Regions from separate parts of the Homo sapiens genome. Here region 2 is linked to region 1. The links are chromatin loops, found by intact Hi-C in ENCODE. Cell type or tissue: PC-9. All regions are shown on one strand. Region 1 has its middle 24 kb from the start of ARFGEF2. Region 2 overlaps PREX1 (phosphatidylinositol-3,4,5-trisphosphate dependent Rac exchange factor 1).

Evidence for each region. Hi-C counts contacts between places; a loop is a spot of excess contacts. Peaks named below come from ENCODE experiments on the same cell type or tissue, not always from the same donor. Only the 100,000 strongest peaks of a DNase experiment are listed, where the experiment ranks them.
Region 2: it touches region 1 in a loop (14-fold over the local background); 2 of 110 quality-filtered maps call a loop at or near these places.

The regions. Positions count from the first base shown.
Region 1 is chr20:48,893,569-48,901,568 of GRCh38, reverse strand. No RefSeq gene overlaps it. Among named protein-coding and RNA genes, the nearest start is that of ARFGEF2, 24 kb to the left of the region's middle. In PC-9, no CTCF peak of the experiment used is centred here; DNase peaks (open chromatin) are centred at 978, 3,178 and 4,058; H3K27ac peaks cover 2,303 bases.
Region 2 is chr20:48,693,367-48,701,366 of GRCh38, reverse strand. It overlaps PREX1 (phosphatidylinositol-3,4,5-trisphosphate dependent Rac exchange factor 1), which reads left to right. Exons shown (of 40, transcript NM_020820.4): 7 at 481-614. Among named protein-coding and RNA genes, the nearest start is that of PREX1, 130 kb to the left of the region's middle. RefSeq lists enhancers at 3,304-3,473, 6,458-6,627, 6,786-7,286. In PC-9, no CTCF peak of the experiment used is centred here; a DNase peak (open chromatin) is centred at 3,326; H3K27ac peaks cover 820 bases.

The DNA.
Region 1 (8,000 bases):
CCGTGGCTGTTATGTCTGCAGAGCGCATGAAGCCCACTGTGGTTTGGTGGCATAGCCTCTGACCTGCTAGCTTGTGAGTTCCTGTGACATGTCACTGAGAGGGACAGAAGGTTCCCCATTTTGGAAACACTTTGGGGCTTCTACTAGATCTTGATCTTCTTGGGGGTAAGGTCTGTGTGTTCTTCACTGTGTGGACCCCAGTACTGCACTGCATCAGGCATTCATTCATTTGTTCATTCATGCAACTCAAGAACTATTAATTGAACACCTACTATGTGCCAAGAAATTGTGCTACGTGCGGAAGACACAGCTGTAAAGCAAACAGGCAACCTGCTCTTATGGAACTTAGACTGTAGAAATGCAGTGCATCTCAACTGGGGGCTATTTTGCCCAGCAGAGGACATTGGACAATGTCTAGGAGATGATTTTGGTTGTCATGACTGGGGATGGGGTCTAGGGTTAGAGGTCAGGGATGCTGTGAAATATCCTACAATCAACAGGATAGCTAGCCCCCACAACAGAGAAGCATTACATTCTTTTTTTTTTTTTTTTTTTGAGATGGAGTCTAGCTCTGACGCCCAGGCTGGAGTGGAGTGCAGTGGTGCAATCTCAGCTCACTGCAACCTCTGCTTCCCAGGTTCACACGATTCTCCTGCCTCAGCCTCCTGAGTAGCTGGGATTACAGGCGGACACCACCACGCCCGGCTAATTTTTGTATTTTTAGTAGAGACGGGGGATTCACCATGTTGGTCAGGCTGGTCTCGAACTCCTGACCTCGTGATCCGCCCGCCTCGGCCTCCCAAAGTGCTGGGATTACAGGCGTGATCCACCGCACCCGGCCCAGAATCATTACATTCTGTCCAAAATGTCAGTAGTGCCAAGATAGAAAAACCTTGCATGGCATTATTGCCCAGTGAGTGGTTGTAGGATTTCATTGAACTGAAACTGCAGCCTTGGGCAAAATTGCATAAGATGGTTTGCCTGAGGCGTGTTGACTTTTGTCCTCAATTCCTTTCTCCCTGTTCTTCGAGGTTGGAGGAGCCTGTGAAAGTACTGTACTCTTCACCCAAAAGCTCTTCACAACCCCTTTCCCCTTGCCTTTTGCTCTTTTTGGAGGCTGGCAAGATAAAGCCTCCACTTTCCCAAAGGTGCTTGAAGCTGGGAATGACCAGCGAGTTTGGGCTAATGAGCTGGAGGCAGAGTTGCTGAGTGGGGCCATCAGAAAAGCTTCTGGAAGGTTCACACTCCCCTGGCTGCCTCCTGGGCTTTCAGCCCTTTAGAGCTGTCCATCCTCTGGCCACAGTGATTGGGAATAGACACATGACCCAAATTGTTCCCTTGAGACTTGAAATCCTGCAGGAATAATGGGAAAAGGGGAAAGAGCTGCAATTGCCATGCTTGGGGAGTTAGCCTGTGAGTGAGGTTAACCCAGAGGAAAACACAGCCAAGGCATGGAAAGAATGAGTTCTGATGGTATTGAGCTCCTGGATTTAGCCATGCCTGAAGCTATCCCAGTCCCAGATTTTTTCAGGTCTATTAGCCAACAAGTCCTTTTTTTTTTGGCTTAGTTTGTGTTAATTCAGTTAACAGATATGTGTCAGTTACTGTTTTAGGTGCTGGGGCTACTCCAGGGAGCAAGTCCTCATCTCTTCCTTGCATTCCAGTGCAGGCAGACAGACAGTGAACAGGACAATATGTAACATGTACAGCATGGTAGATGGAGATGAGTGCTCTAGAGAAAAATAAAGCAGAGAATGGGGTAAGGGCAGGGCACGGTGGCTCACACCTGTAATCCCAGCACTTTGGGAGGTTGAGGCAGGCAGATCACATGAGGCCAGTAGTTTGAGACCAGCCTGGCCAACATGGCAAAACCCAGTCTCTCTACTAAAAATACAAAAATTAGCTAAGCATGGTGGTGTGTGCCTGTAGTCCCAGTTACTCAGGCGGGTGAGGCACGAAAATTGCCTGAACTCGGGAGGTAGAGGTTGCAGGGAGCCCAGATTGCTCCACTGCACTCCAACCTGGGAAACAGAGCAAGACTTTGTTTCCAAAAAAAAAGAAAGAAAAAGAAAGAGGTAGGAAGTGTTGGGGGGATAATGTTAAGTAGGTTTGCAAGGAAAGTCTCACTGAGAAAAAAATGGAAGGAGGTAAAGGAAGTTGGTGTGGGAAGAGCATTTCAGCAGAAGGAACAGAAAGTCTAAGAGCCATGCAGTGAGAGTGTGACTGGAGTTTTGAAGAAATAGCCATGAGGCTGGTATGGCTGGAATAGAGGGAACCAGGGTGAGAGTGGGAGGAGGTGAAGGCAGAGAGGCAATGGGGAGGAGACATGTCCTATAGGACCCCGTGGGCCATTGTGGGGACTATGGCTGCTCTCTGGGTGAGCTGGGAGCCGTGGAAGGCTCTGAGTAAAGAAAGCCCTGACCTGACGTTGGGTGCTAACAGGATCCTTCAGGCAATGTGGGAGAATAGACTGTCGGGGCAGGGATGGGACACAGACACCAGGGAGAAGGTGATTGCTAGAGTCCAGGTGAGACATGTGATGACCTGGCCCTGCGGTAGGGCAGAGGTGGATGAGGTGAAGGGTGATTGGCTCTTGGGTACATTTTTGTTTTTAAGCTACAGGATCTCTGTTGCCCAGGCTGGTGTACTATAGTGTGATCATAGTTCACTGCAACCTCGAACTCCTGGGTTCAAGTGATCCTCCCATCTCAGCTTCCCAAGTAGCTGGGACTACAGGCATGCACTACCATGCCTAATTTTTTTTTTTTTTTGAGACAGAGTCTCACCCTTGTCATCCAGGCTGGAGTGCAATGGCACAATCTTGGCTCGCTGCAACCTCTGCCTCCCCAGTTCAAGTGATTCTCCTGCCTCAGCCTCCCAAGTAGCTGGGATTACAGGTTCCCGCCACCACGCCTGGCTAATTTTTGTATTTTTAGTAGAGATGGGGTTTCACCATGTTGGCCAGGCTTGTCTTGAACTCCCAACTTCAAGTGATCCGCCCGCCTTGGCCTCCCAAAATGCTAGGATTACAGGTGTGAGCCACCCTGCCCAGCCTGGCTAATTAAAAAAATTTTTTTGTAGTGATGAGGTCTACTATGTTGCCCAGGCTGGTTTCCAGCTCCTGGCCTCGGGGGATTCTCCGGCCTCGGCCTTCCAAAGTGCTGAGATTATAGGCATGAGTCGCCATGCCTGGCTGTTTTGTGTGTGTGTGTGTGTGTGTGTACACGTGTGTGTGTTTGTTGTTGTTAAGAGCCAGAGTCTCACTCTGTTGCTCAGGCTGGAGTGTAGTGGCACAGTCATGGTTCACTGCAGCCTCGAACTCCTGGGCTCAAGCGATCCTCGGATCCTGGGTACATTTTGAAGGCAGAGCCAGCAGGATTTGCTGATGGATTGGAGGTAGAGTGTGGGAAAAAAAGAGGAATCCAGGATGATTCCAAGGTTTTGGCCAGCACAATGGGAAAAATGAAGGTGCCGTTTACTGAGATGGGGAGCCTGTGGGAGGAACAGATTTGTGGGCATGATCCCAGTCTCCACTCTGGACCGGTGGGGATGTCAGGTGGCAGTTGGATGTACAAGGGGAGCCTGAAGTTCAGTGAAGAGGCAGAGATACAAATTTGGAGTCATCCGCATATACAGAGATTTTCAAAGTCAGAGCCCAAATGGGATCCCTAGGGAGTAGGTGTGGGTAGAATAGAGAACAGGGCCTGTCTGGGATCCCCTGGGGCACGTCACATCTGGCAGGTGGAGAGGAAGAGAGAGAGCCAGGAAAGGAAGCTAAGAAGTAGCGGACACAGCAGGAGGAAGCCAAATGTGTCCTGGAAGCTAAGAAAGAAAATTGTTTCAGGAGGGAAGAAGTTAAATTTACCATGGGATTCACTAATTTCACTCCTAGGTGAGAAAATCTGTGTCCGTGCAAAGGTCCTCTGTGAATGTTCATAGTAGCATTATTCACAGTGACCAAAAAGTGGAGAGAGCTCACATGTCCATCAGTGGATAAATGCATAAACAAATGTGGTCTATCCCTACAATGGAATATGATTCAGACATAAAGGAATGAAGTATGACACATGCTACAACCTGGGTGAGTCTCAAAAACATAATGGTGCATGAAAGAAGCTAGACTCAAAGGACAAATATTACATGATTCTACTTTTTGAAATATCTAGAATCTGCACATTCATTGAGACAGAAAATAGATTAGAGGTTACCAGGGTCTGGAGGGGGTGGGGTGGAAAGAATTGGGAGTGAATGCAGAATTTCTTTCTTTTTTTTTTTTTTCTTTCTTTCTTTCTTTCCTTTCTTTCTTTCTTTCTTTCTTTCTTTCTTTCTTTCTTTCTTTCTTTCCTTTCTTTCTTTCCTTTCTTTCTTTCTTTCTTTCTTTCTTTCTTTCTTTCTTTCTTTCTTTCTTTCTTTCTTTCTTTCTTTCTTTCCTTCTTTCTTTCTTTCTTTCTTTCTTCACGGAGTCTCACTCTGTCACCAGGCTGGAGTGCAGTGGCATGATCTTGGCTCACTGCAACCTCCACCTCCCAGATTCAAGCGATTCTCTTGCCTCAGCCTCCTGAGTAGCTGGGATTACAGGTGCCCGCCACCACACCTGGCTAATTATTGTCTTTTTAGTAGAGACAGGGTTTCACCATGTTGGCCAGGCTGGTCTTGAACTCCTGACCTCAGGTGATCTGCCACCTAGGCCTCCCAAAATGCTGGGATTACAGGTGTGAGCCACCATGCTTGGCCTCCTTTTTTTTTTTTTTTCTTTTGGAGACAGTGCTTCACTCTGTCTCCCAAGCTGGAGTGTGGTGGCATGAGCATAGCTCACTGCAGCCTCGAACTCCTGGGCTCAAGTCATCCTCCTGCTCTAGCCTCCTGAGTAGCTGGGACTACGGGTGCACACTACAATGTCTGGCTAATTTTTCAATTCTTTGTAGAAATGGAGTCTTGCTATGTTGCCCAAGCTAATCTCAAACTCCTGGACTCAAGTGATCCTCCTGCATTGGCCTCCCGAGTAGCTGGGATTACAGGTGTGAGCCACTGTGCTTGGCTTGGATGCAAATTTTCAATTTGAGGAGACAAAAAAGTTTTGGAGGTGGATGTTGGTGACAGTTGTAAAACAGTGCAAATGTACTTAATGCTTCAGAACTGTACCCTTTTTTAAAGTTATTTATCAGATAATTTTTTATATACCTTAAGTTATAGGGTACATGTGCACAACATGCAGGTTTGTTACATATGTATACATGTGCCATGTTGGTTTGCTGCACCCATTAACTCGTCATTTACATTAAGTATTTCTCCTAATGCTATCCCTCCCCCATCCCCCCACCCCACAACAGGCCCCGGTGTGTGATGTTCCCCGCCCTGTGTCCAACTCTTCTCATTGGAACTGTACCCTTAATACCACTGGTTAAAATGGTCAATTTTATGTTATGTATATTTTACCAAACTTTTTGAAAAAGGAGAGAGAGAGCAACTGTGTCACATGCTGCTGAGGGGTCCAGGATGGATGAGGACTTTGAAGTGACCCTGGGATAGAGCCACATGCAGGGCGGGGGTGAGTAAGAAGAGAGAAATTTGAGATATAGACTCTTTGAGTTTTGCTGCAAAGAGAAGGAAAGAGATGGAGTTATAGCTGGAGATGAGGTCAAGAGACATTTTTTCACATAAAGATGAGAGAAAGGCTGGGCGCGGTGGCTAAGGTCTGTAATCCCAGCACTTTGGGGGACCAAGATGGGTGGATCACTTGAGGCCAGGAGTTCGAGACCAGCCTGGGCAACATGGCGAAACCCCATCTCTACTAAAAATATAAAAATTAGCCAGGCATGGTGGTACATACACGTAATCCCAGCTACTGGGGAGGCTGGGGCAGGAGAATCACTTGAACCCAGGAATCAGAGGTTGCAGTGAGTCAAGATTGTGCCACTGCACTCCAGCCTGGGCAACAGAGCAAGACTCTGTCTCAAAAAAGAAAAAAGAAAAAAAAGATGAGAGAAATGAGGGGCAAGATCCAGTAGTTAACCCCTCATGGTCCAAGCTGCCTGCTCTGCCAGCTGTCATCTTATGCACATTTCAGGTACCAGGGAAGCCGAAGGAGCACCTAGGTGCCTCGTTTCTTCCTTTAAGAACACCCCCTTGGCTGGGCGTGGTGGCTCACACCTTTAATCTCAGCGCTTTGGGAGGCCAAAATGGGAGGATTACTTGAGGCCAAGTGCTTGAAACCAGCCTGGGCAACATGGTGAGACCCTGTCTGTACAAAAAAAAAAATTAAAGAAATTAGCCAGTTGTGGTGGTGTGTGCCTGTAGTCTCAACTGCTCAGGAAGCTGAGGCAGGAAAATCACTTGAGTCCAGGAATTGGAGGCTGCAGTGAACTATGATTGCACCACCGCACTCCAGCCTGGGCAACAGAGCAAGACTCCGTCTCACACAGAAAAAGAACACTCCCTGCCCCCTCCACTCCCAGCTCCCCTCCATACTACATTTTCACACACATCCCCTTGACTACAACTTAGTCATGTGTAGTCTTTTTTTTTTTTTTTTTTTTTTTTTTTGAGACAGTCTAGCTCTGTCGCCAGGGCTGGAGTGCAATGGTGTGATCTTGGCTCACTACAAGCTCCGTCTCCCGGCTCCACGCCATTCTCCTGCCTCAGCCTCCCGAGTATCTGGGACTACAGGCGCCTGCCACCACACCCGCCTAATTTTTTTGGTATTTTTAGTAGAGACGGGGTTTCACCTTGTTAGCCAGTATGGCCTCTATCTCCTGACCTCGTGATCCGCCCGCCTCAACCTCCCAAAGTGCTGGGATTACAGGCGTGAGTCGCTGCACCAGGCCAGTCACGTGTAGTCTTAATTCCAGGCAACCATGAGCCTAACTAAGGTAGAAACGGAGAAAAGCCACGGTGTACTCCTCTCAGCCTTTGCCATAGTAGTCTATACTTTATAAGGGCCTTTCTCTCTTTTCTTCAAACTTCAACTCAACCACTACCTTCTGAGGCCCTGATAGGGGCTCAGCGAGGCATTTTGCACAAAGAATCTCAAGTAGTTCTTACAGCTACATGTGCACTTCAGGGGATATTGACTCTATTTTTCTTTCCTTCACGTCTGTATTTCTGGAGCCTACATAAGTGCCTGGTATATAATTGCCATTCACTTAATGTTTGTGATTATTATTATTATTATTATTTTTGTTGTTGTTGTTGAGACGGAGTCTTGCTCTGTCACCCAGGCTGGAGTGCAGTGGTGTGAGTTTGGCTCACTGCAAGCTCCGCCTCCCGGGTTCACGCCATTCTCTGGCCTCAGCCTCCCGAGTAGCTGGGACTACAGGCGCCCGCCACCGTGCCTGGCTAATTTTTTGTATTTTTAGTAGAGACAGGGTTTCACCATGTTAGCCAGGATGGTCTCGATCTCCTGACCTCGTGATCTGCCCATCTCGGCCTCCCAAAGTGCTGGGATTATAGGCGTGAGCCACTGCGCCCGGCCGGTTATTGTTTTTTGTTGAATTTTATGCATGAGAAAATTGCAGTTCAGAGAAGGGTGCCTGAAGACCCTGAGCTCAAACATGGGTCTTCTGATTGCTAATCTTCTGCTCCTCCTGATCTGCTGGTTAGCTCGGCATCACCATCGAGTAAACCAAATAACATGTATCTATCAGTGCACATGCATTGATGTTTGGTAACAACACCCCTTCACTATTCTCAGGAACCACCTCACTCCCATTCTTGGACTTTGTGGTTTGGGGGATGCTGACCCCACTGTCCAGCTGCAGGGGTTCGATGTATAACCCAGTATCTTGCCTTGTCACAGTAATTGGCTCAGAAACAGGCATGTGTTCCAAGCTGGACCAATGAGAATCCTGCCTGGGACTTCAGCTGGAAATATTGAGAAAGAGGACTTTCTACTGAAGTTGGTAAACTTGAAGGGTGTAGGTTTGTTGATGCTGAAACCATTGTCTGTCACCTTAGTGGAAGAGCTTGCCTAAGCATGAGGTCAACACAGAGGAAAGAAGAGC
Region 2 (8,000 bases), 200 kb after region 1:
GTGGCGCATGCCTGTAATCCCAGCTACTCGGGAGGCTGAGGCAGGAAGAATCCCTTGAACCCAAGCGGCGGAGGTTGCAGGGAGCCGAGATCGCGCCATTGCACTCCAGCCTGGGCAACGAGTGAAATTCCGTTTAAAAAAAATAAACCCAAAAACCAAAAACTGAACCAAAATATACCCAGATGTTGACTAGGACCTACTATTACCTGTATGAGCTGGGTGAGTCACTCCTCCCTGAGCCCCAAGTCCCTCTCCTGTAAAAGGGACATGCGGTCATATCAGTGTGCCCTCCCCAGGATTTTCATGGCATGCTCAGCAGATAGAAGCCACTAATCACGTTGTGTTGATTTTCTGTCCATTGACAGACTTGCTGGTGGAGTTTTTGGCATGTGGCAGGAGGTGGTAGTAGGTTCTGTCTCTGGGAAAGGAAGGGGATGTTCCTGGGTTGGCTCATTCACTGTGTCCTCATTGCGCTTCCAGGGTTCCAACCTCACAGACATCTGCACTCAGCTCCTCCTGCAAGGGACTTTGTTAAAGATCTCTGCGGGCAACATCCAGGAAAGGGCCTTCTTCCTCTTCGACAACCTTCTCGTCTACTGCAAGCGGAAATCCAGGTGAGTGGCCAGGAGGCTGGGATGGGGTCTGGCCTGCTGCCTTCTCCAGGTGATGCCTTGGGCTTGTCACTTCCCTCTCTGGGCCTCCCTTTCCTGTGAGTTGAGGGGTTTGTTCTACATCAGTGCTGTCTAGTAGGAATACAATGCAAGCCACGTGTTATGTTAAATGTTCTAGTAGCCACATTTAAAAAAGTAAAAAGAAACAGGTAAAATGAATTTAAATAATATATTTTAGTTAACCTAATAGATCCCCAAATATGAGAATATTTTATTCAATTATAATTATACATGTAATTATTATTTAAAAAAATTATTAAAGAGATATTTTGTGTTGTTTTTTAACACTAAGTTCTCAAAATCTGGTGTGTATGTTATACTCACAAAACACCTAAATTTGTCGTGGGTACGTTTGGAGTGCCCAGTAGCTACCTGTGGCTCGTGGCTACCATATTGGATAGCACAGGTCTAGATGACTGTGGAAACTGAGAGGTTCTTTGTGACACCCACATCCTGTAATTCTAAGCTCTAAAAGTTGAGGGTTCAAGAGGAGCGAAGCTCTTTCACTATTCAGTTTTTGGAGGGTCAGGATAGTTTCTTCACCTTCTTTGTGTCTTTCACTGGTGCTTCTTGCGCTCTGTAGAGTCTAGGAGTAAGTAGATGGTTGGCTGAGTAGGTAGATGGAGGCAGGTGCATGTGTGATGGGAAGTGTGGTGACGGGTTGTGTGGGCACACGGGATGAGGCGCAGATGGCTGGGGGTTTGGGAGGTGAATGGATGGTAGAAGGAGGCAGGGAGGGAAGGAAGGAATGTGGACGGATGTTGGAATTGACGTGTGTGTGAGTGAATGAGTGTTTGAATGCTTGGAGGTTTAGGAGATGGCTGGATGGAGGAATAGATGGAAAGCTGGGGGCATGTGTGGATATTCAGGCAGTTAGAGAAATGGATATGAAGACTGGCAGATATGTGTCTAGATGAATGGTAGATTGGGGCCTTCAGGTATGGTGTGTTGAGTGAATGGATAGATGGATGGAAGGCTGGGTGGTTATATAATTGGGAAGGTGGGTTGGTGACGGAGGTTTGGAGATTAGTAGATGGATGGCCAATTGGTTGGCATGTTGATGGATGGGTAAGTGGTTGGTTGATAGTTGCCGAAGTGGTTGGGCTCTGGGAGGGAAAGTGGGACAGTTGGACTACTGAGTGAATGGATGGGTGAATGATTGGAGAGAGGGGAAATTAGGAGATGGATGTGGGGGTTGGATGACTGTAGTAGCTGGTGGGAACTGATGGTTGGATGCATGGGTGGGTGGGTGGATTGGCACAGAGAGATTCCTGACCTTAAGTTTTCATGTTCAGCAGGTATAGGATGGTCTCAGCTGACCCCTGCAGCACTTTTCAAATTCTCTTTGCTGTTACTTTGTCTTAGGAACAAAATAGTGATGTTCCAGAGGCTTCTTAACTCCTCTGTCTAGCAAAGACTAGAGCTGAGGCCTGAGGTCCAGGTCTTAGGCCCTACTTTCAGCATTTTCCTGTAACTTGCTTTGTGTCCTAGGCCATGCCACTGACCGTCTCTGAGCCTCAGTTTCCTTGTCTGTCTGTGCTGGCCTCCTAAGGTGTGGTGAGAAACCTTACCACTGGATGAGTAATGGATGCTCCATGCCCGTGTGTGGGCTTCCCACTGTCCTCCTCCTCTAGAGGGCCTCCCTGAGCCTTTGTTTTCTCTTCTGTAAAGTGAGACGATCAGCCCCTCCTTGTAGTAGTGTTTGGTTAAGAGCTAGGCCCGCCATTGGATCCCCGTTTAACCTCTTTTGTAGCTCTGTGACTTTGCCTCTCTGTGCCTCAGTTTCCTCATCCGTAAAACAGAGTGAATGATCGTATGTACCTCTTAGGACCACGGAAGATCAGATATGTGAGTGTGCCTGGGACATAGTGAGTGCACAGCACAGTAGCTGCCAGCACCATTGTTGTTAACTTGGCTCTGGTGTGGTCGCACAGGTACAGCACCTGGTGCACAGGAGGCTCTGAAACCACAGGCCCTTCCCCATTGCCCTTTCCCCCCTGTTCTGGGCTTGACCCTTCCTGTGAGGGCCTGGACCTCCTGCTTCCGCTATCTCCCAGTGGCTGGCTCAGCATGGCTCTTTCTCATTTGCTCCTTCATTCTCGCCCACTCCTTGAGGTCTGTCTATCTCACGTCCTGCTGTCCCCTCATGAACGCCCCCTTCTTCTCTTTCCCTGCCTCCTTTCTGGTCTCTCTGGGGCTGTCCTCAGAGTCCTTCTTGGGTAGTTTCAGGGCTGCTGCCAATGTCCACCCTGAGCCCTGCCCCGCCGCTCTGCCCCAAGCAGTCTGGAGCAGGCACTTTTCCCAGAACACTGGGGTTTGGAAAACAGAACGTCCCTTTAGGCCTCTGTGACCTGCTCCCAACTTTTAGATGAGTTTACTCAACCTTTGGCTTCCGGGTGCAGGCTCTGCCTCCTCTGGGGCCGTCTCACCTGTGCAGGGACAGCAGCTGATTCTGATACTGGATTCCAAGTGGGCTCCCTGGGGCCTTCCTTGTGGGCACCCTGAGCTCTTTCAAGGCCATTCCCCACCTCACTTCCACAAGTGAGCTGGGCTGGCTGCAGGGAAAGGGCGCATGTGTCTCTTGAGAGAAGCTGGCAGGCGGCCAGCATTCCTGCCTCTGGATGGAGAGCCAGAGGGCTGAGCTCTGAGAGGCCCAGGAGATTGGGCAATGGTGGGTGGATCTCCCCACCTGAGTCTGATGTGGGTGCAGGCAATGCCTGGAGTGACTTGGTGACTGCTGACTGTGTTTGTCCTTGCCTGGGTCATGCAGGGCACCACCCATCCAGGATATGGGTCAGGGGAGGTCTCTGACTCACAGTGCTTCTGGGCGAATTCAAAAGCAGAGGCTCCTTGGGTGTCAGAAGTGGAAAACGGGAGGGAGTGTTTTAAAAACCCACCTCCCATCCTCCAGAAGGGGAAACCAGGACCCAGAAGAGCAAAGTCTCATGCATCTCAACTACCTGCTTAGCATCTTAGAGGCAGCAGTAGTGTGTCGCCATTAAGAACACAGAGGGCCGGGCGCAGTAGCTCACGCCTGTAATCCCAGCACTTTGGGAGACCGAGGAGGGTGGATCATGAGGTCAGAAGATCGAGGCCATCCTGGCTAACACAGTGAAACCCCCCCATCTCTACTAAAAATATAAAAAAATTAGCCAGGTGTGGTGGCACACGCTTGTAATCCCAGCTACTCGGGAGGCTGAGGCAGGAGAATCACTTGAACCCAGGAGGCGGAGGTTGCAGTGAGCTGAGGTGGCACCGCTGCACTCCAGCCTGGGGGACAGAGCGAGACTCTGTCTCAAAAAAAAAAAAAAGAAAAGAAAAAAAGAACACAGAGGCTCTGCTTACTATCTGTGCTACCTTGAGCAAATTATGTCAGCTGTTTGCGCCTGTCTTTTCCTACCTGTTATATGGGGATAAAAGTAGTCCTCATTTCATGGGGTTGTTTTTATAGAGTAAAACATGTAAAGGTACACATGTAATGTGGTTAGAATAAGGCCTGGTGCGTGGTCAAGTGGAAGAAATACAAATACATATATCTTTATTTGGGTGTCTCACACATAGCCCACACTTAAATTGTGTCTAAAGGGGCTCTTGTTTTTTGTCTTAACTTCTGCCCCTTGGATCTTCCTCATTACCAGTAAATGGTACCAAAATTTGTATTAAGTCAAGATTCTCCAGATAGACCCAATAGGGTGTGTGTGTGTGTGTGTGTGTGTGTAAAGAGATTTATAATAAGCAGTTGACTCGTGATTATGGAGGCTGACAAGTCCCAAGATCTGTCGTCTGCAAGCTGAAGACAAGCCAATAGTGTCGTTCTGATCCTAGGATTGGCAGGCTCAGGAAGAGCTGATATCTGCTTGAGTCTGGAGGCAGGAGAAGAAATTTGCCCAGGAGCCGAAGCCAGAATCTTCTTGATTTTGAGCTATCATTATCCCCATACCAACTACATCAGCAAGTCCTTTCCATCCTGTCATCAAACTTTGCCCAGAACCTCAGTGCAATTCCAATAAATACTCTAGGAGGGGGTTTGTGTACGTGTGTACGTGTGTATGTGTGTATGTATGTATGTATGTATGTATGTATGTATGTGTGTGTGTGTAAATGATCAGCTGACTGTAAAATTTACAGGAAAATCCAGAGATAGAAATAGCTAAGACAATTATGAAGAAGGTCAAGCTAGGGGACCGTTATTACTGGATTCCAAGTCCTGCTGTAAGGTCGTAGTAATTAAGACAGTGTGGTATTGGTATGAAAACAGACACGTAGAGTAATGGAATCGAATAGTGAGTTTAGGAGTAGACCCACATGTAAGCAGTCATTTGAATTTCAACAAAAACACCAATGCAGTACAATAAATGGTGCTTGGTCAGTTTGATATCCAGTGGGGGAAAAAGTGATTCTTGACCCTTATCTCATACCAAACACAAAAATCAACTTCAGCTGGATTATAGATTTAAATGTAAACGGTAGAACAATAACACTTCTACAAGAAAGCATGGGAGAATATCTTCATGATTTAGGAGTAAGCAAATATCTTAAACAGGACAAAGAGTATAGTTATAAAGGAGAACTAAATTCATTAGACTATACTGTAATTAAGAATTTCATTAAAAAATACTGTAAGGAGAGTGAAAAGACAAGCCACAGACTGTGAAAAGGTCTTTACAGTTTGTATAATGGCCAGAGTATTCACATCCAGAATATATGAAGAGGCCCTTCTGTAGCCAGACTTGGCCCTGTGCCTATTTTTGTCAATAAAGTTTTATTGGAACACTGCTATGCCCATTTGTTTGTATACAGTCTTAGCTGCTTTGATGCCATAAGGGCAGAGTTGAATAGTTTGTAACAGAGACCATATGGCCTACAAAACTGAAAATGTGTACTATTTGGCCCTTTTCAGAAAAAAAATTGCCAACCTCTGCTATAAGTAATTAAGAAAAAGACAGACAGTTCAACAAAAAGTGACAAGGGACAGTCATTTCACAAAAGAAGGCACCAGATCGCCAATAAACATACAGTGGTTGAGGTTATTTACTCATCAGGGAACTACAAATTAAATATTAATGAGCTCCTACTGTACACATACCATAATGGCCAAAATGAGACATAAAATACCAGTTATAGAGGATGTGGGACAACTGGAATGTTCCTACACTGTTGGGCATGGGAAAATCAGTACAACTATTTTGGAAAACAGCTTGGCAGTATCTCCTAAAGCTAATCATTCACATTCCTTATCACTCAGTAATTCAGCTCCTCAGGTATCTAACCCAAAGAAATGCACACACATGTTCTTTGTCAGGCACGTGCAGGAATGTCACAGCAGCACCACACTGGAAGGAAGCCAGATGTCTGGCCATGTCACTATACCCAGCAGCACGGGTAACTCACAGCCATGAGGTTGGGTGAAGGAAGCTGGACACAAAAGTACACACTTGTGATTCCATTTGTGTAAAGTTCAAAAACAGGCAAAGCAAATCTATGGGGTTAGACTCAGGACAGTGGTTACCCTTGTCAGGGGAAGAGGGCAGTGATGGGAAAGGGGCATAAGGGGGTGCCTGTGGGGAGCTAAACATGTTGATACAGGTGTGTTCACTTGCAAAAGTTAATTGAGCCATATTAATGCTTCTTTGGGCATTTTTTTTCTGTGTGGATTTTATACTTTAATACAAAGTTTACAAAAATATGTATATGCACATATGTATGTATATGTTTATATGTGTGTGTATACACACACAAACACACACATACACACCCTCATCCTTTCTCATCTTGTTGATTGCAGTGGTCTCCCCTCTGGTTCTAGTCCCTTCTCCACCGGCAGACACAGGGAGTCTCTTGAAACTGAAGTCCATCCCATTCTGCCTGTGCTCCAACCCTCCGTGGCTCCCATCTCACACACAGCAGAAGCCCACATCTTCACCACTTACAACTTAATTTTCAGAGAGATAAGTCTCTTCCACGTTCCTGAATCCTCAGCCTATCTCCTATTTCATTTACCCACTTACAGTAACAAGTACACATCAGCCAAGTCGGCGTGGGAACAAACCCACTGGCTCTTGGTGAGCATACAGCCCACCTGCTGGAGCAGAGGCCTGTGCACACCACCAAGTGGCCTTTGAGCTCTGGGAGTTCATTTTCTGCCGTATCTTCACCAGAGCGTTTAGTACCTCTGACCTGATGTATGGTTTACCTTGCTTAGGGACTGTCTCTGTGCCCTGCCTCCAACCCCATGTTAGAAGTTGAGTTCCCAGAGATGTTTTGTTCAGCAGTGCAACCCCAGTACCTAAAACAGTGCCTGGCACATAGTAGGCGTTCTCCACATGCTTGTTGGATCCACAGATGAGTGACTTCCCGTGGCTCCTGACTTGGTATCCTCCTCATAGGAAGCTCTGGCCAGATGTTTGTTGAGTGACTGTTTTAGTCCCTTCAGGCTGCTATAACAAAATACCAGAAACTGGGGTTTTTAAACAACAGAAATTCGGGCTGGGCGTGGTGGCTCATACCTGTAATCCCAAGACTTTGGGAGGCCGAGGGGGGTGGATAACTTGAGGTCAGGAGTTCGAGACCAGCCTGGCCAACATGGTGAAACCCTGTCTCTACTAAAAATACAAAAATTACCCGGCCATGGTGGCACATGCGTGTAGTCCCAGCTACTTGAGAGGCTGAGGCAGGAGAATCGCTTGAACCTGGGAGGTGGAGGTTGCAGTGGGATGAGATTGTGCCACTGTACTCCAGCCTGGGTGACAGAATGAGACTCTATCTCAAAAAAATAAATAAATAAAATAAGGCCGGCACGGTGGCTCACACCTGTAATCTCAGCACTTTGGGAGGCCAAGGCAGGCAGATCATGAGGTCAGGAGATTGAGACCATCCTGGCTAACACAGTGAAACCCTGTCTGTACTAAAAATATAAAAAAATTAGCTGGGCGTGGTGAGACATGCCTGTAGTCCCAGTTACTCGGGAGGCTGAGGCAGGAGAATCGCTTGTAACCCAGCAGGCGGAGGTTGCAGTGAGCTGAGATCATGCCACTGCACTCCAGCCTGGGCGACAGAGTGAGACTCCATCTCAAAAAAATAAAATAAATTAATAAAATAAAATAAGTAAACAACAGAAATGTATTTTGTACAGTTCTGGAGGCTGTGGACTCCAAGATGAAAGGTGCTAGTAGACTCGGTGCTGGCGAGGGCCTGCTTTCTGCTTCATAGATGGTGCCGTCTTGCTGTGTCCTCCCGTGGTGGAAGAGGCGAGCCAGCTCTCTGGGGCCTCTTTTATAAGGGCCTAATCTCATTCATGAGGTCCTTTTCCCCCTGACTTCTTCATCTCTC